2 separate regions of the Homo sapiens genome follow, and region 2 is linked to region 1. Evidence: chromatin loops called from intact Hi-C (ENCODE). Cell type or tissue: K562. All regions are shown on one strand. Each heading gives the region's core, and the rest is flanking DNA. Links, peaks and the distances in the headings are about the cores only. Region 1 has its middle 27 kb from the start of MON2. Region 2 overlaps MON2 (MON2 regulator of endosome-to-Golgi trafficking).

Region 1 (10,313 bases), core at 1,913-6,912:
GTAGAGTCACAGGATGAACACAGTACATCTTCTTGGAGTATCAGTTTTGCTCAGTGGTAACTATTTTAAAACCGTTTTATAGCAAAACAAACAGATCTCATAGAAAATACAATTCAAGACTTAATGAATTATTTTTAAGCTATAATAGAAAACTACTTCCCCAAGACCGTTTTGGGTCCTACAACCCACCCCACGCATGCTTTACCCTCCTCTGCCATTAGTTTCCCTTTAGTGCTCAAGTGTGAGTAGCACTGGATTGATGACGACGTTAGTTCTCCATTCTAGTGAGGTCGTCTCTGATATAATTAATATTTTTATCTAAGGCCGTTTTCCCTCTCTTTTTTTTTCGGGGTTTTACTATTACCCAAAGAGTGTCCACAGCGCCTGCCCAGAATCCCAGAACAAGGAGGTGAGCTGCAGAGTGACAATACAGGAAGGGCAGCTTCGCAGCTGTGTCTGAGTGGGGAAGCAGGTTCGCCGTGTCCTGGAGAACTTGCTCAGCTCCACAGCCTCCTCCATCCTCCCCTGATGTCTCAGGACTGGACTGAGACCAGACGCCCCTCTGGGCAAGTTTACCCAAGAAAATGGGCTTACACATGGTGAAGCTTGGAACCTAGCAGTTCCTACTCTGCTGTTTTCCAGGAATTAGCATTCCCTTATTAAAACTGTCCTCTGGATCGTCCAGTTCAAGATGTCTGACTACAGACGTCAGACACCCCCCGCCTCCTAGAAAGAAGAAGCAAACCTGTGAATAGATCATCACACCTGGAATAGAACATCTAGGAGACAGTCCAACAGAGGAATACCTAAGGTTCAGGAAAAGAAAGTGAGCAGTCAGCTCTGCTGAAATGGGCTAGGAGCCCCGAGGGCCTCGGTATTGCGGCGAGAGGGTAAGTGAGAGGGCTCGACGTCTGCATCCCTAAGCGAACTGCTGCGATCCTAAGCGCGGGGAGCTCCCCCACCCAGAGGTACCCAGGCGGTGCTTGGGCGGTAGTTTGGAGACCCTGAGAGGGCAATGCACCAGACAGGAAACTCGCCCTGGGTCTCTCACCACACCCCACCTGAGCTGCGGCAGGTGCCATTGCAGGAGTGCAGCCACCACGGGACTGCACCCTGCCCTGGGAACCACAGCCCCCGTATCTCCACATCCCAGGATCTCCTGCTGACATTCCCCAGTGTCCACTGGACAGCTGCAATGGTACAGCGCTGGCTGGACCCAAAAGGTGCTGCAGGGGCTCCAGTACTCTAGCCCACAGGGAGTACGACTCCCTAAGGAAAGGACGAAAGGCTGCAGCTGCTGCAAAAGAAACCAGAGCAAGTTTTCCAGAGCCCGAAGCTTCCTTTCCTGGGGCTGTGAGAAGTCACTCTGCCCCCAGCGGCAGCACAAACTCTGCTCCGCTTTGTAAGAGAAGAGAGAAGTCCCCATCCAGAGGCCGAGCAGCATCTGCACCTTGTGCTAACGCTGTAGAGAGTGAGACCTCTTCCCCTCTGCACACCGCTGCAGGCACAGCCACTGCCGCTACCCCCAGAGGTAGGGCAGGCAGGTTGGAGGGCTGCCTGTCTGGGGCTGTGAGGGGTGACTACCCCATTGGAGTTGTGGCCTCCGTGCCCGGGCTTGCACATGAAGGGAGGGGTGGGGTCCCTCCCACACTCTGCACGGTGCTGTGGCACTGCTGTATCAGAGAGCAGGAGGGCCTGAGAGCTGCAGGTTTGGAGCTGTGGATGGCGACTCGGCACCGCAGCCACAGCCAACACCAGTGCACACCGATCAGGACCCAGAGGGTCTTCCTGCTACCGCCATTGCCCACACCACGCCCACTGTCTAGAAACCCAAGAGCGGGCTCGCCCGCCTAGCCTACCGTTGCCACTACCAGACTCTAAGCAAGCTACTGGAGGTCCAAGGGTCCACTGGCCTGGGTCTGGTCCAGCTAACATCAGCCAGCATTCGCCCAGGGCCCAGCTCAGGCATACTCAGCCCACTGCTGCCACCACTGGGGCCCAAAGACCGGCCCACTTGGCTTCCCTATCCTCAGCAAAACTTTGCATAGCCTCCACTAATAACCCAACCCTAAACCACTGAGGAAATCAAAAATACTACTGAAACTGTTAACAGCTGAAGAAATCATAGAGTCTACACTATCACAGGTATCCAGAAGCAAAGCCAAAGTGCCCCACCCAACCAACACCATTGATACTCCTCAGGAAAATGTCTTCCCTATAAAAGCAAATTCAAAAAACTGGAAGAAGTGATTATTACACTAGTTGAGAAGGTATCAACGTAAGAATAAGGGAAGCTTGAAAAAGCAAGGAAATGACACCTCCAAAGGAACACAATAAATAATTCCTCAGCAACAGACCCCAATCAAAAAGAAATTCATGAAATCCTGGAAAAAGAATTCAATACTATTATTATTATTTATTATTTGAGACTGAGTCTTGCTCTGTCACCCAGGCTGGGGTGCAGTGGCATGATCTCAGCTCACTGCAACCTCCACCTCCTGGATTCAAGGGATTCTCCTACCTCAGCCTCCTGAGTAGCTGGGATTACAAGCGTGCACCACCACACCCAGCTAATTTTTGTATCTTTGTAGAAATGAGGTTTCACCATGTTGGCCGGGCTGGTCTCGAACTCCTGACCTCAAGTGATCCGCCTGCCTCCGCCTCCCAAAGTGCTGAGATTACAGGTGTGAGCCACTGTACCCGGCCAAGAATTCAAAATTATGATACTAAAAAAGCTCAGTAAGTTACAAGAGAATTTCAAAAAAACAATACAAAGAAATCAGAAAAACAATTCAGGATATAAATGAGAAATTAACCAAAGAGATAGATATACAAAAAGAACCAAACAGAAATTCTGATACTGAAGAAGTCCTCAAATAAAATACAAAATATAGTTGAAAGCTTCAACAATAGACTAGACCAAGCAGCAGAGAGAATGTCAGACTTGAAGACAGGTCTTTTGAAATAACCCACTCTAACAATGTTCCAGAAGGCAAGTGACTTATGTGGAAAGATTGGTACAATTCTTCCGCAACTATTTTTCTCCCCTCTCTGTGCTCTCCCCTATCTCTGCTCTCCCCTCTTTGCATTTTTTGGAGAGGCAGCATGTGTCTGGTTAAAAGTGTGAATTGTGGAGCCAAACTCCCTAGGATTAAATCTCAGCCCCATCACTTATACTAGCAATTAAACATTGGGGAATTTCACTTAATCTTCCTGCTTTAGTCTCCGAATTTGTAAAATAAATATAATAATGTTCACTTTATAGGTTTATTATGAGGACTAAGAATATTTGTAAAGTGCTTAGGACAATGCCTGTTTATGCCTACTTAACTGAGTTCCTATTTCCTATGCCTGGCACATACTAAGGATGATATTAGTATTTCTTAAATAAATATCTCTCCCAAATAGAGGGGAGAAACAGTCCATGAAAGAATAGGTTCTCTTTCTTATCCTCGTCTCTCAATCTTTCTCTCCAGCTTTCTCTCCAACTTTGCCTCTGCTTCTTATTTGCTCAACATTTACTGAGCACCTTCTGTGTACTGGATACTATTTTAAACTGTTGATTACATTTGAATTATAAACACACTGCCCTTATCTTCTTACCATATAATGAAACAAATCAGCACTTGGGCAGGCTATGACAAGGCAACAAGATGGAGGAAGAGGAGGGAAAAGCAGAATGCAAGCTGTTCCCTCTCTCTCTCTTTTGAAGAAAATAAACTAAGAACTTTACCCGTCAAAGTAAGGGAAGAGCTGGCTATCTTTTATTAGAAAAGTTGAGAGGTTTCAAAGTGTTGTTCCTACAGTTAACTTAAAATCGTCTGGTTTTAGTTAATTCTAGCCAGCAGGGGGCAGGAGTGTCCAGCTGTGTGAACCCAGTTATTCTGATCTTTCCAAGACTTCACTAAAGAAAAAGTGCTTCCAACTTGATGTACGGGAGCTTCAAATTCTTAAGCTATACAATTGGTGCACAGAAAAATGATTATTGGTATTAACGTGTTAAAATTGGTAAATAGGAATACATTTCTACTGATTTTGATGGTCGATTTGACTGTCGTTTTCCCACAAACATTTGGTCTCTCTTCAAATCTCCAGGTAACAAAAATTTCTGCCTTTACATTCCTCAGATAATCTCAACTGAGGACAGGGATGTAGGGAAAACACAGATTCTCAAGACATCAGGCCTCCCCAACTGGGCAACCTTGGCTTGTTATTTAACCTCCCTGAGTTTTTGCTTAAAAAGTCTGTAAAGACTAGGCTGAAGTCCCACTTTGGACCATCCAGGGAACCGCATCCTTTAGGGAATGGGGCTATTATGAGGATGTGTCCAGGTTGACACTGAAGGGCTAAGTCACAGGTATCACCTTGCTCTCTGATCTTTTGGGTTTCTGCACTCACAGCTGCTACAATAGGGGCCCATGCAGTCCTAGAAGTCAAACCCAGCTCAGAATTTTGTTTAAAAGTTTTGCTTCTGGTATGTTTCCAGGAAATTTACATTGTATTTCTTTGTTTAATAATGGTTTTATAAAAGATACAATTTTCACTTTCTACACAACATATACCTTATCATCTAACATTTGCAGTGCTTTTTACAGTTCTTATTTGTGCTTTTTAAACTTTTCTTAAGGCAAACAGGCCTGTTTGCTTTAAGAGTACAGAGAAGAGCATTCTTCAATTTTCTGTTTTTATTTTTTAGTTTCTTCTTAAACCTGAGTATTTTTTTTAATGTTGAAAACAGTACAGGTTCAATATAAAGCATTTGAATGATCACGGTTAAAAGCAAAAATTGTCTAATATCCCACCAACCAGTGATAACCAGCATTAATATTTTGCTGTTTATCTTTCTGATCTGCTGTCTCTGTCTCTTTTTTAAATTTAACTTTTATTTTAAGTTCAGAGGTACATGTGTAGGTTTGTTATATAGGTAAACTTGTGTCATGGGAGTTTGTTGTACAGATTATTTCATCACCCAGGTATTAAGCCTTGTACTCATTATTTTTCCTGATCCTCTCCCTCCTCCCACACTTTGCCCTCAAATAAGTCCCAGTGTGTGTTCTTTCTCTCTATGTATCCATGTGTCTCATAATGAGAACATGTAGTATTTGGTTTCTGTTCTTGTGTTAGTTTGCTAAGGATAATGGCCTCCGGCTCCATCCATGATCCTGCACAGGACATAATCTCATGGGGTTTTTTTATGGCTGCATAATATTCCATGGTGTGTCTGTACCACATTTTCTTTATCCAGTCTACCACTGATGGGCATTTAGGTTGATGCCATGTCTTTGCTATTGTGAATAGTGCTGCAGTGAACATACATGTGCATGTATTTTTATAATAGAATGATTTATATACCTTGGGGTATATACCCAGTAATGGGATTGCTGAGTCAAATGGTAGTCCTGTTTTTAGGTCTTTGAGGAATCACTACAATGTCTTCCACAATGGCTGAACTAATTTACACTCCCCTTTCTCCCACAGTCTCAACAGCATCTGTTATTTTTTTACTTTTTTTTTTTTTTTTTTGAGATGGAGTCTTGCTCTGTCGCCCAGGCTGGAGTGCAGTGGTGCGATCTCGGCTCACTGCAACCTCCGCCTCCTGGGTTCAAGCGATTCTCCTGCCTCAGCCTCCTGAGTAGCTGGGATTACAGGTGCATGCCACCACATCTGGCTAATTTTTGTATTTTTAGTAGAGACGGGGGTTTCACCATGTTGGTCGGGCTGGTCTCGAACTCCTGACCTTGTGATCTGCCTGCCTTGGCCTCCCAAAGTGTTAGGAGTTGGGATTACAGGCGTGAGCCACTGTGCCAGGCCCTTTTTTTTTTTTTTTTTTTTTTTGAGACAGGGTCTCTCTCTGTTGCCCAAGCTGGAGTGCAGTGGCACGAACTCGGTTCACTGCAGCCTCAACCTCCTGGGTTCAAGCAATTCTCCCACATCAGCCTCCCGAGTAGCTGGGATTACAGGGTGTGCCACCACACCCGGCTAATTATTTTTTTGACTTTTTAATAGTAGCCATTCTGACTGGTGCGAGATGGTGTCTCATTGTAGTTTTGATTTGCATTTATCTAATTATCAGTGATGGTGACCTTTCTTTCATATGATTGTTGACTGCATGTATGTCTTCTTGCGAAAAGTGTCTGTTCATGTCCTTTGCCCACTTTTTAATGGGGTTGTTTGGTTTTTTCTTGTAAATTTGTTTAAGTTCCTTATAGATGCTGGCTATTAGGCCTTTGTCACGCACATAATTTGCAAAAAAATTTTTTTCAATTCCGCAGGTTGCCTGTTCACTATGTTGATAGTTTATTTTGCTGTGCAGAAGCTCTTTCATTTAATTAGATCTCATTTGACAATTTTTGCTGTTGTTATAATTGCTTTTGGCATCTTCATCATGAAATCTTTGCCTGTTCCTATGACCAGAATAGTATTGCCTAGGTTGTCTTCCATGGTTTTTATAGTTTGGGGTTTTACATTTCAGTTTTGATTCATCTTGAGTTAATTTTTGTATATGGTATAAAAAAAGGGTCTAGTTTCATTCTTCTGCATGTGGTTAGCCAGCTATTCCAGCACAACTTATTGAAGAGGGTGTCCTTTCTCCATTGCTTATTTTTGTCAACTTTGTTGAAAATCAGATGACTGTAGGTTTGCAGCTTTATTTCTAGTTCTCTATTCTGTTCCACTGGTCTATGTGTCTGTTTTTGTATCAATACCATGCTGTTTTGATTACTGTAGCCTTATAGTATAGTTTGACATTGGGTAATGTGATGCCTCTGGCTTTGTTGTTTTTGCTTAGGATTGCTTTGGCTATCCAGGCTCTTTTTAATTTCCACATGAAATTTAGGATAGTATTTTTAGTTGTGTGAAAAAAATGACATTGATAGTTTGATAGGAATAACTTGAATCCGTAGATTGCTTTGGGCAGTATGGCCGTTTTAATGATGTTCATTCTTCCAATTAATGAGCATGGAATGTTTTTCCATTTGTTTGTGTCATCTATTATTTCTTTTAGCAGTGTTTTGTAAGTCTCCTTATAGAGATCTTTCACCACCTTCGTTAGATGTGTTCCTAGGTATTTTATTGTTTGTTTTTGTGGTTATTGTAAATGGGATTGCATTCTTGGTTTGGCTCTCAGCTGGAATGTTATTGGGGTATAGAAATTCTACCTACTTTTGTACATTGATTTGGTATCCTTAAACTTTATTGAAGTTGCTTATCAGTTTCAAGAGCCTTTTAGCAGGGTCTCCAGGGTTTTCTGGGTATAGAATCATATTATTCATGAAGAGATATAGTTTGACTTGTTCTTTTCTTGTTTGGATGCCTTTTATTTCTTTTTCTTGCCTGATTGTTCTGGCTAGCACTTCCAGTACTATGTTGCATGGGAGTAGTAAGAGCGACCATTCTTGTCTTGTTCCAGTTCTCAAAAGGGAATGCTTTCAGTTTTTGCCTATTCAGTATGATGTTGGCTGTAGGTTTGTCATAGATAGCTCTTTATTATTTCAAAGTATGTTCCTTTGATGCCTAGTTTCTTGAGAGTTTTTATCAGATAGAAGTTATAGCTTTTATAGAAAGCATTTTCCGCATCTATTAAGATGATCATAAGGTTTTTGTTTTTAATTCTGTTATGTGATGAATCATATGTATTAATTTGTGTATGTTGAACCAACCATGCATTCCATGAATGAAACCTACTTGATCTAACTTTTTGATGTACTGATGAATTCAATTTGCTAGTATTTTGTTGAGGATTTTTCTGTCTGTGTTCATCAGCAATATTGGTCTGTAGTTTTCTTCATTTGTTTTATCCTTGTCTAGCTTTAGTATCAGTGTGATGCTGGCTTCATAGAATGAGTTAGGGAGGAGAACCTCCTCCTCAATTTTTTGGATTGGTTTCAGTAGAATTAGTACCAGCTCTCTTTTGTATATCTGGTAAAATTCAGCTGTAAATCTATCTGGTCCAGGGCTTTTGTTAATTGGTTGATTTTTAAATTACTACTTCAATTTCAGAACTCAGTATTGCCCTGTTTAGGTTTTCAATTTCTCCTTGGTTCAATCTTGAGAGATTGTGTGTTTCCAAGGATTTATTCATTTCTTCTGTATTTTCTAGTTTGTATGCATAGAGGTGTTCATAATAGTCTCAGAGGATCATTTGTGTTTCTGTGGAATTGGTTGTAATGTCATCTTTGTTGTTTCTGATTGTGTTTATTTGGATCTTCTCTTTTTTTTTCTTTTGATAATCTAGATAGTGGTCTATCAGTCCTGTTTATCCTTTCAAAGAACCAGCTTTTGGTTTTGTTGATGTTTTGTATGAATTTTGGGGTCTCAATTTCATTCAGTTCAGCTTCGATTGTAGTTATTTCTTTTCTTCTGCTAGCTTATGGTTAGTTTGTTCTTGCTTTTCTAGTTTCTTTAGGTGTGATATTAGATAGTTTGAGATATTTCTAATGTTTTGAGGTAGGCATTTAGACCTATAAACTTTCCTCTTAAGACTGCTTTTGCTGCACTCCAGAGATTTTGATATGTTGTGTTTCTGTTATCTTTTATTTCAAAGAATTTTTAAATTTTTGCCTTAATTTCATTATTAGCCAAAAAGTCACTCAAGAGCAAGTTATTTAATTTCCATGTAATTGTGTGGTTTTGAGAGATCTTATTGCTATTGATTTCTAGTTTTATTCCACTGTGGTCTAAGAGTATGGTTGGTATGATTTCAATTTTTTTGAATTTATTCAGACTTGCTTTATGGCTGAGCATGTGGTTGATCATGGAGTATGCTCTGTGTGCAGATGAGAAGAGTGTATATTCTGTGGTGGATGAGTGGGGTATTCTGCAGATGTCTATTAATTCCAATTCATCAAGTGTCGAATTTAAGTCCAGAATTTCTTTGTTAGCTTTCTACCTCAACGATCTGTCTAACACTGCCAGTGGGATACTGAAGTCCCTCGTTATTATTGTGTGGCTGTCTAAGTCTTTGCATAGGTGTAGAAGTAATTGCTTTATGAATCTGCGTGCTCCAATTTTGGGTGCATATATATTTAGGATAGTTGAGTCTTCTTGTTGAATTGAACCCTTTATCATTATATAATGCCCTTCTTTCTACTTTTTCACTGTTGTTGGTTTAAATTCTGTTTCATCTGATATAAAAACAATAACTTCTGCTCTTTTTTTGTTTTCTGTTTGTGTGGTAGATCTTTCTCTAACTCTTTACTTCGAGCCTGTTGGTGTAGTTACCTGTGAGATGGGTCTCTTGAAGACAGCAGACAGATGAGTCTTGATATTTTTATCCAACTTGCCACTTTGACTTTTAAGTGGGTCATTTAGACCATTTACCTTTAAGGTTAATATTGACATGTGAGGTTTTGATCCTAACACAAATTTGTTAGCTGGTTGCTTTGCAGTTTCTGTTGTGTGGTTGTTTTATAGGGTCTGTGAGTTATGTACTTTAGCGTGCTTTTGTGCTTTTATTTCTGTTTAGAACTCCCTTAAGGATTGCTCATAAGGCTGGTCTAGTGACAATGAATTCCCTTAGCACTTGCTTGTCTGGAAAATATTTTATTTCTTCTTTGCTTATGAAGCTTAGTTTGGCAGGATGTGAAATTCTTGGTTGGAATTTCTTTTGTTTAAGAATGGTAAAAATAGGTCCCCAATCTCTCCTAGCTTTTAAGGTTTCTGCTAAGAAGTCCACTGTTAGCCTGATGGGGTTCCCTTTGTACATGATCTGACCTTTTTCTCTAGCTGCTTTTAAGATTTTTTTCTTGCCGGGTGCAGTGGCTCACACCTATAATCCCAGCACTTTGGTAGGCCAAGGCGAGTGTATCACAGGGTTAGGAGTTCAAGATCAGCCTGACAAACATGGTGAAACCCCATCTCTACTAAAAATACAAAAATTAGCTGGGGGTGGTGGTGCATGCCTGTATCCCAGCTACTTGGGAGGCTGAGGCAGAAGAATCGCTTGAGCCTGGGAGGTAGAGATTGCAGTGAGCTGAGATCACGCCACTGCACTCCAGCCTGGGTGACAGAGTGAAACTCTGTCTCAAAAAAAAAAAAGGATTTTTATCTTTAGCAATGACCTTGGACAGTCGTGACTATATGCCTTGATGATGTTCACTTTGTATAGCATCTTTCAGGTGTTTTTTGGATTTCTTGTACCCAGATGTCAATGTTTCTGGAAAGATTAGGGAAATTATCTTAAATTATTCCCTCAAATATGTTTTCCAGTTTGTTTGCTTTTTCTCCTTCTTTCCAGAATTCCATACTTCATACCTTTGGTCGCTTTATATGCTCCCCATATTTCTTGAAAACTTTATTCATTTTTTTAAATTATT
Region 2 (10,313 bases), core at 1,993-6,992, 140 kb after region 1:
TATAATAATTACTACATGGAATTGCTATGGGAGATTAATACAAATAAAGCTCATAGTACTGTGGCTGTCTAACTTTTTAGCTGTCATTATTCTAACAGTTATTACTATCCTATTCTCAACTGTTTTTAAATAGTATCTTGCTGTTTTTTAACTTTATGTCCATTTTACTGTTCACTCTTATGAGCCACAGAGTCTGGAATCCACCTTGGTTCTCTCAGAACTATTGATTTTCTTTGTTCTTGTTGGAACAATTTTCTGCTTTAGAAAATCTGCATCAGTCTTCTTCTTTACAGATTTTCCCTCTTTATTGTAAAGATCTTTAATCCATTGTATTTATTACAAATTAATGATTAATGGACTGTCTCTGAGTGAATAATTCAGCAGCTGAACTAAGGCTGTCTTAAATAACCACCAATATAAGTGAATTCAGGTAACACCACAATGGTAACTTTTGCTCTGCTGCAGATGATAGCTCTTTACCTTTCGTTGTTTTTTCATTCATAATATTGAAATAAGTTTAGTTCTACAGATTTTATTTAGTTCAAGATTGGACCTAGTGTTTTTGTAGTTAGAGTATCATGTTTGTAATTAGCTTAGTCATTTAAACTAATGACTTTAATTTACAACATTACTCTTTTAAATAAATAATAATGCCCCAACCTGGGTTGGAAGACATAATTTTTTGACATTTGAATACTGTTTTTCTATTTTGTTTGTATTTGCAGGGAATATTTTATCTTTAAAAATCAAGTGTTTTTTTTTTTTAGCATACCTCCAGATAATCTCTCTATTCAAGAGTTTCAAAGAAATGAAAATATTGATGTCGAGGTAAGGAGGCTATTTAAAATGTTTTCCTGTGACCATTTTTGAAACCAAATAGTAAAAATGTTTGAACTATACAGTTGCTGAAAGAATAAAGTAATAGGTTAAGATTAAAACTGAAAGCATTAAAACTCTTACAGGTTAAACGTTGATGTTTAAAGGACTGGCATTTTAAAAGTGACTTCCTTAGATTTGTTACAGTCTTGTGCTTTGTGCGTGTTGTCCCAATACTTAGTTGTGTTCATTTAATAAGTTTAAAAAGAGTTTATTCGATGAAATAAATCCATCAGTCAGGAGGCATATATTTGAGAGCTTACTCTGCAGTTTGACATACCAGATGTTTCTGGTTCAAATTAATCAGAAAGTTGCTTGAATTTTTCAGTTTTTAATCAGCTGTATATACAGCCTATGGAATTCTTAAAGCAAATAGTGTTTTTTAAAGAATATATTTTGAGGCTGGGAACTGTGACTCGTACTTGTAATCCTAGTGCTTTGAGAGGCTGAGGCAGGAGGATTGCTTGAGACCAGGAGTTTGAGACCAGCCTAGGCAACATAGCAAGACACCATCTCTACAAAAAAAAAAAAGTTTTTTAAGTTAATTGGGCATGGTGGTTCACACCTGTAGTCCTAGTTTCTCGGGAGACTGAAGTGAGAGGATCACTTGAGCTCAGGAGTTGGAGGCTGCAGTGAGCTACAGCTGTACCACTGTGCTTCAGCCTGGGCAACAGAGCAAGACCCTGTCTCTGAAAAAAAAAAGTAAAAAAAATAAGTAAAAAAGTAAGAAATATGTTTTGAGGATTATAAATGGAATTTAAATAAGCAGTTCTTGTGGTTGTGGATTTTTTTGTTGATGGTAGGGTTTTGGTGGTTTTTTTCCTTTAAGTGGGATAGAGGAACTTTTAAGTAAATAAAATCAATTACATTACTTTAAAATATACATTTGGCCGGGCGCGGTGGCTCACACCTGTAATCTCAGCACTTTGGGAGGTGGAGGCAGGCAGACCATGAGGTCAGGAGATTGAGACCATCCTGGTTAACATGGTGAAACCCCGTCTCTACTAAAAAAAAAAAAAAAAATTAGCTGGGCGTGGTGGTGGGCCCCTGTAGTCCCAGCTACTTGGGAGGCTGAGGCAGGGGAATGGCGTGAGCCTGGGAGGCGGAGCTTGCAGTGAGCCGAGATCACGCCACTGCACTGCAGCCTGGGTGACAGAGCAAGACTCCATTTCAAAATAAATAAATAAATAAAATATACATTTAAAATGCATAGGCATTATCATATGGAAACAAAATATTGCCTTTCGTGCCATTACTGTATTAAAGCTCTTGTGGACTTTAAAGGGCAAAATAACATACTACATGTTAGAGATAAACTATTTGACAAAAATGAATATAACTTTAATTTCTCTTACAGCTGATAGTTTTTGGTTATAAAAAGTGATTTAAATGTTATTCTTAATCCTATTTTGAATATTTTAATTCTAACATGGGTAAATTTCATATGCTATTTTTCTCTAGAGCCCTATTTGCAGTTATCATGCTGAAGATCAACATTTGTCCAAATGGTTGGCATAGTAAACAGTTATGGTACTGACTATTTTGTATTAAAGTTACTAGGACAGATGAGAGAAACAGATTAGTAGTCATTCTGTATGTTAACATTAAAATGTTTGTGTACTTCTTTAAAGGAGAGTTCTTTAACTGATTTTCATTTAAAGTAAAATTTAAATTTTACTCTAGAAATTATTTTAGTCTCTTTCAAAGAAAACAATACATTTGCATTTGCCTCTTTTGTTTTAGGTAGTTCAACTTATCAGCAATGAGATACTACCTTATGCCAATTTTATTCCTAAGGAATTTGTTGGTCAAATAATGACAATGCTTAACAAGGGCTCAATACATTCTCAGTCATCTTCATTTACAGGTATGTTAATTTTTTTAAGTATTAAAAAGTATTGAAGTACTTTTGAAGAAACTGTCAGTAGAAATGTTTAATCCTATGATTTTGGTAATGTAAACTGGAGAATGGTAAGGTGATTTTTAGGATTGTAATATAGAACTAAGCTTTATGAGGAGAAATGTTATGACATGACTATTCTGTGGAATAGAATGTTTTTATTCCATGTTTCTATTCTGTGAAATACTGTGTTTCTGATCATATATCAGAAACACTGAACTAAATTTTTTAAATATCATAACTGCAAACTGTGAAGAATTAAATTGCAAAGCACTTTATGGAATCCATGGATGTCACTGCAGGCTGACAGAAGTTACCAGTTTTGTGAAGTCATAGATTGGAAAGGAATATAAAAATATGAATGTATATTCTGCCACTTAGCAGTCAATTAACTTTTGAGTCTCAGTTTTGTAATCTTTAAAATGGAGATATTAATACCATCTTCTCAGGACTATAAATTACAGAGTTCATTTAAAAAAATAAGATGCCTCAACATTTTTTAAGGGAATTAACATTTACTCAGTGCCAACTATGTACAAGATACTATGCTAGAATGTTATATTATTTCTCACAACATTTCTGTGAGGATAGGTAAGACCATATTACAGGAAAGAAAATTGATTTAGAAAGGTTGAAAAAATTGCTCACAATCTTAGGGCTAGAGGCCAAATTCATGCTTAAAAAGAACTACATGCTTCTTTTCATTATATCATGCTGCCTTAATTGGGAACTGATATATAAATTACTGTTTGTTATTAATTCTCTTTTTGTAAACCTGAGCTCAAGTCTTAAACTGTGGCATCAGCCAGGTGCAGTGATTCATGCCCATAATCCTAGTGTTCTGGGATCGCTAGGTGGGATCCCAAGGTGGGAGGATCGCTTGAGGCCAGTAGTTTGAGACCAGCCTGGGCAGCACAGTGAGACTGCCTCTGTCTCTACAAAAGATTTTAAAATTAGCTGGGCATGGTGACACATGCCTGTAGTCCTAGATACTCGGGTGGCTGAAGTGGGATGGCTTGAGCCCAGGAGGCCGAGGTGACGGAGTTATGATTGTACCACTGCATTTTAGAGTGCACTCTGGGCAACAGAGCAAGACTCTTGTCTCATATATATGTATATATGATTTAAAAACTACATTTTGGGAGGCCGAGACGGGCAGATCACTTAAGGTCAGGAGTTCAAGACCAGCCTGGCCAACACGGTGAAACCCTGTCTCCACTAAAAATAATTAGCCAGGTGTGATGGCATTTGTCTGTTATCCCAGCTACACAGGAGGCTGAGGCAGGAAAATTGCTTGATTCGGGAAGCGGAGGTTGCAGTGAGCCAGGATCACACTACTGCACTCCAGCCTGGGCGACAGAGCGAGACTGTCTCAAAAACAAAAAAGAAAAAAGAAACTGTAAATTTGTGCCATGCAGATCCTTAATCCTCAGAATTTACTAGAGCCTTAACTAGCTTCTCCTATTTTGTGCTGAGCATTTTAAAGAGCATTTATGTGTACAGTTTGACCACTAGATGTCTCTCATACTGCTCACTTCACATACTAGTTCTTTTTTCTAGCCCAAACAGTTTTTAAAACTGGCCTGGTAAAGTGTGGGTTTAGCAAACATGAGAATCTCGGGGAAAATTTTAAACCCCGCTTATCTTAATGTAGCCAACTTTTTATTATTAAGAGTATGTGAAAATATTTAACTTTTAATAAAATACACATTAAGAACAATATTCACAATTAGGTATAAATGTCCAAAGTTAAATAAGGGCTATTGAGTTACCAAGTATACTTTTACTGGCAGTTTTCTGATAATATATCTTGCTATGTATAGTATTAAATTTACCAAGACAAGAAAGGTGCATGGACATTCTTTCAGTGACTTTGCCATATGACACATGTCTTCTCAGCACTAACTTGGAGTTTTCCAACACCTGGGAAGCTTCACGTGAGAGTCCTTCACCACCACAACAATGCTCCTGCTCATTCCTCTCATCAGACAAGGGCAATTTTGTAAGAGTTTCAGTGGGAAATCATTAGGCATCCACTTTACAGTTGTAATTTGGCTCTTTTTGTTTTCTTTTTGTTTCGGATCTTAAAATACCATTGAAGGACAGCCTTTTTCTTCAGTCAATAATGTAAAAAAGACAGCATTGACATGGTTAAATTCCCAGGACCTCAGTTTTTTACAGATAAACTAAATGGCTGGTATCATCGCTTACAAAAGTGTCTTGAACTTGATTGAGCTTATGTTGAAAAATAAAGTTTGTAGTTTTCATTAAAAAAAAAAAACTTAGAGTTTTCCTTAAACATATACATACAAAACTTTTATTTGCTAAACAAGGCCAACCTGTAAACACAGAGGTTCCAGTGATGATTGGCCTTTTGCTTTTAAGTATGATCTGATAGTCAGAGCTCACAGACATTTGAGGAAATTCTCTAACACCAAAGAGAAAGACCAAAACAAATGAAGAGAGAGTAAAAGAAATTGGAAGGAAACAGATAAAATGCAGAGTCACTGAAAACATAAAACCAGTTAGGATGATCAAAGAGATAAAAGAACAATTTAAAAAATGCTACATAAAAGGAGCAGTAGAAAAAGAAAGAAGGCTGGGCACGGTGGCTCAGGCCTGTATTCCCAGCATTTGGGAGGCCGAGGCAGGAGGATCACTTGAGCCCAGGAGTTTGAGACAAGCCTGGGCAACATGGCAAAACCCCATCTCTACAAAAAATACAAATGTTAGCTGGGTGAGGTAGTTTATGACTGTAGTCCCAGTTACTTGGGAGGCTGAGGTGGGAGGATCACCTGAGCCCAGGAGAACAAGGCTGCAATGAGCTGTGATCACACCACTGCACTCCAGCCTAGGTGACAGACTAGAGACTCTGTCTCAAAAACAAAAAAAACAAGACGAGAAAGAACTCATAGAAACTAAAGATGTAGAGTTCAGTGAAAGGTAGAAAGGAGAAGTAAAATGAATCCAGGGAGCCTAACATCTGACAAAGAAAGAACAAAGAAAATCTAGGAGAAGGAATTATCAAAGAAATAAACTGAAGAACTGAAGAACAAAACTTCCAGATTAAAAATAGTCAGTATCAAAAACAGTGAAAGAAAAAAGACCCAAATCAGGCATGTCATTATGAAATATCAGAATACCTGGGATAAAGAGAAGACCCTAAAAGATTTCAGAAAGAAAGAAAAAAAGTTCAGTATAAAAGACATTGGAGGCCAGGCACAGTGGCTCATGCCTGTAATCCCAGCACTATGGGAGGCTGAGATGGGTGGATCACTTGAAGTCAAGAGTTCGAGACTGTCCTGGCCAACACAGTGAAACCCTGTCTCTACTAAAAAAAAAAAAAAAATACAAAAATTAGCCAGGTGTGGTGGTGCGTGCCTGTAATCCCAGCTACTCGGGAGTCTGAGGTGGGAGGATCATTTGAACCTGGGAGGTGGAGGTTGCAGTAAGCTGAGATCATGCCACTGCACTCCAGCCTGGGTGACAGAGTGAAGACCCTGTCTCAAAAAAAAAAAAAACAAAAAAAAAAAACAGACAGTGGAATTCTCAGACGCAGTATTGGATGCTAAAAGACATTGAAGCAGTGGTTTTAGAGTTGTAAATGGAAAGGACTTTTAACATGGAAGCTCCATGTTAAAACTCATACTGTTGGCCAAGTATGAGTGTAAAACAGTAATTCTCCAATTTCAGCATGCATCCTAATCAACCAGAGGACAAGCAATTGCTGAGTTGTACCCCCTGAATTTCTGATTCAGTAAGACTGGGAGGCATGTGAATTTACATTTCTAACAAGTTCTCTGGTAATGCTGATGCTGCAGGGTACATTTTTGAGTACCATAATATATGACATTTTCGGAGGTACATGCGCTCAAAAGTTTTACTTCTCATTGATTGTTTCTTAGGAAGCTACTTCAAAATATGCTCTGTAAAAGCAAAGTAGTAAACCAAGGAAAAATAAGGCATGAGGCTGGGTGCCATGGCTCACGCCTGTAATCTCAGCACTTTGGGAAGCCAAGGCTGGCGGATCACGAGGTCAGGAAATCGAGACCATCCTGGCTAACACAGTGAAACACTGTCTCTACTAAAAATACAAAAAATTAGCTGGGTGTGGTGGCACGTGCCTGTAGTCCCAGCTATTCAGGAGGCTGAGGCAGGAGAATTGCTTGAACCCAGGAGGCAGAGGTTGCGGTGAGCCAAGATTACACCACTGCACTCCTGCCTGGGCAACAAGATGAGACTCTGTCTCAACAAAAAAAAAAAAAAAAAAAAAAAGGAGATCTTGGAAGTGGGATCTAACTTGAGAGAATGGAAACAATTTCCAGAGTGATGGCAAAGACTAGTTTCAGGATATAACAGAACAGCGTGTCTAGAGAGCAACTGCCGGACTGGAGCAGAGGTCACGTTCCAGGAAAGAAGTTGCTAGGAGAGGGAAAAAGAGAGAAAAAGAGAATACTGCAAGTTTGACCACATGAAAAACTATTGTGAAGTATATTTTACAGTGCTGTTTTATGGTATAGAAAGACCAAATCAAGAAATATGTTGAATAGAAGTGATGAGGATCTTGCCTTGTTTTTGATCTTGTGAGGGGGAATTTGTTTCTCTCTACATGCACACACACACACACACACACACACACACACACACACACACACACAAAACAAAAAAAAACAAAAAAAAAACACATTTTCACTATATGTATGCTATTAGCTATAGGTTGTTCTAGGTGCCTTTCACCAGATTGAGGAATTTCTCTCTATTCCTAGTTTGCTAAGCATTGTTATCATTAAAGCTCATTGATTTAACTTCTATTAACCATCAAAATTTGTTAATTTTACAGAAGCAGAGATTGATATTCGTTTGAGAGAGGAATTTTCTAAAATGTGTTTTGAAACATTACTCCAGTTTTCCTTCAGTAATAAAGTCACAACACCTCAAGAAGGCTACATCTCACGAATGGCACTCTCAGTGCTTTTAAAGAGGTCCCAAGATGTACTACATCGCTATATAGAGGATGAAAGATTAAGTGGTAAATGCCCTCTTCCAAGGTATATATTTCATTTTATTAAAGAAATAAATGTATTGTTGTACTAATTGTTGATAACAAGGAAAACTCTGAAAAGCAAGTGTTTTTGTAAGTGATCTGAACTAAGCTGAAGTTGTTTATAATCTTATTTATCCCATATGGTGTAAATATTCACAGGTTTTCCTGCAGATATATTAACATGTTTTGTTATGGGGTGCTTTTTTAGATCCCTCATGGAGATTATGTAACATATGATACATAGGTACCAAATTACCTTTTTGAATTAAAAAAAAATAAACTGAATTCCAAAATATATCTTCTTCCAGAGATTTCTGGATAAGTACTTGTGGATCTCTATGAGCACATGATATTATTTCTCTAAAGTGAAAATCATAAATCATATTTTAGGAATATCCTAGTTTGTTTTACAGTCATTTGCAGGTTTCTCTCTGTGTCAGCTAGCCTGATCTTAGGTCTTCTTTTCATCCAATCTGCTTAGTTAAGCCCATGGACCTAAACTGATTTATTTCTCATCTGTTCAGCCTGTGTCAGTGGAAGGTGCACTAGGCTTTTCTGATCAGCCAAGGCTAATCAGAGTTGGAGTACAGACCAGAATTCAACAAAGGATACAGTCATAAATTAGGGTTAGGTTTGCAAATACTTTTATAATGTGGAAATTAGAGTTTAAGGCATAACTAATGAAGCAAACAGAAAATAACATGGGAAAACAAAGTTATCAAAGTCAGGAAAGACGAAAATCATTGTTCCCGTCTCATAAGGTAGGACTGGAGAGGCAAATCACCAGTGTTAAATCTTTGTGCACATTTTAATTTACTTATAATAAATTTCTGAAGTTGGAATTGACCTGTCAAAAGGCACAGACATTTTATAGCTTTTGATATGCATTAACCAAATTTCCCAACAGAGATTTATACCAATTTACATTCTCCCAGGAATGTGTGAATGTCCCTTTCCTCAATTTTTAGCATTTTTAAATTATTTGCCAGTTTATCATTTATCTTTTTCTAATTTGATGAATGAAAAATAGTCATGTGGTACTTTGCTTTCATTTTTTAATTACCAATGCATATTAGCTATTTGTATTTCTTCTTTTAGGATCCAGTGTATTTTGAATTTCTAGAACTTAAATTATAACTCCTTATACTCAAATTTATACACAAAAACACTCCAAAGACAGATGTTAGTAATTTGGCTATGGGCATGATTGAAAATTGATTTCTGAAGTATACTTGGAAATGTGGTAATAAGGTTGTTTTGAGTGGAATATTGTTAGAACATATTTATATATTATAAAATATTTTTTGATTTCAGAAGAAAACTTTCACCTTATTTTTTAATGTTCTAAGTCTTTACTTTTTAACTACTACCTTTAAATTGAGCCTTATTTATAATTGTCCTATGAAGTTATATTGTATCATTCTGTGTTTGTTGCAGTATCATTTAATTGTTTTGTAAAAAGCTACATTGCAACACAATAAAATACTTCAATGCTTACAATAGGAAGTCTTGAAATAGTATCCTGACATGGTATTAGAAAGTCTTATCTGCAGAATAACACAAATGCACACCAGGAATGGGGAGGGATGAGGGCGGACCAGAGACCAGAAGAGCTTTGTTTTTATGAGGAGAAAGAAGGGAATCACGCTACTCTTGTTGACTCTTTACTCCAAGTTCATTCTTCATTGCTAATGTCTCCAAATAGTGCTACCTTAGGATTGATTTCCAGAATGTTTCTTGTTTGTATTATTAGAAAGTTAAATAAGTACCATTGTAATTTTGAATATACTTTCAACAGCATGGTAGAATATATGCCATGTGGTAATAGTAGTCTTTGTTTCCATTTAAGCTTTGGCAAATCTCTTTTAGTACTAATTAGTTTAAAAAAAAAAAAACTTGTAGAGAAGTTTTAAAAGCATGTATTATAAAATGTTTTAAGGGCAGGGCACAGTGGCTCATGCCTGTAATCCCAGCACTTTAGGAGGCCGAGGCAGGAGGATCACTTGGCAGGGGGATCACTTGAGCCCAGGAGTTCGAGACCAGCATGGGCAGCATAGCAAGCAAGACCTTGTTTCTACTTTAAAAAAAAAAAAAAATTAGCCAGACAATGTGGCATGCCCCTGTAGTCCCAGCTACTCGGGAGGCTAAGTGGGAGGATCACTTGAGCGCAAGTCAAGGCTGCAGTGAGCTGTGATCTCACCATTGCACTCCAGTCTAAGTGACAGAGCAAGACCCTGTCTCAAAAAATCAATAAATAAAAATAAAACGTTTTAATTTTAAGTAGTTATGTGAAATATCTTACAAATAAATTTAATTTTTCAGGAGTAGATTGCCCCACCTCTTTATTAATTGATAAGTCATGGCAAGAATAACTACAAATTTGATTTGCACACTGAAGTACATATAAATAAAATGATTTTTACTTTTATATGAATTTAAAACTAACATTAACCTTGCATTGTATTGTGTTCAGTATTTTTCAAAAGTTCATCT

What was found. Peaks named below come from ENCODE experiments on the same cell type or tissue, not always from the same donor. Only the 100,000 strongest peaks of a DNase experiment are listed, where the experiment ranks them.
Region 2: it touches region 1 in a loop (4-fold over the local background); 30 of 110 quality-filtered maps call a loop at or near these places.

Annotation. Positions count from the first base shown.
Region 1 is chr12:62,434,471-62,444,783 of GRCh38, forward strand. No RefSeq gene overlaps it. Among named protein-coding and RNA genes, the nearest start is that of MON2, 27 kb to the right of the region's middle. RefSeq lists an enhancer at 639-1,448. In K562, for the core only: a CTCF peak has its summit at 3,857 (motif pointing right); a DNase peak (open chromatin) is centred at 3,871.
Region 2 is chr12:62,577,678-62,587,990 of GRCh38, forward strand. MON2 (MON2 regulator of endosome-to-Golgi trafficking) reads left to right here. Exons shown (of 35, transcript NM_015026.3): 31 at 768-828; 32 at 2,620-2,743; 33 at 7,617-7,824. Among named protein-coding and RNA genes, the nearest start is that of MIRLET7IHG, 20 kb to the right of the region's middle. In K562, for the core only: a CTCF peak has its summit at 4,296 (motif pointing right); a DNase peak (open chromatin) is centred at 4,294.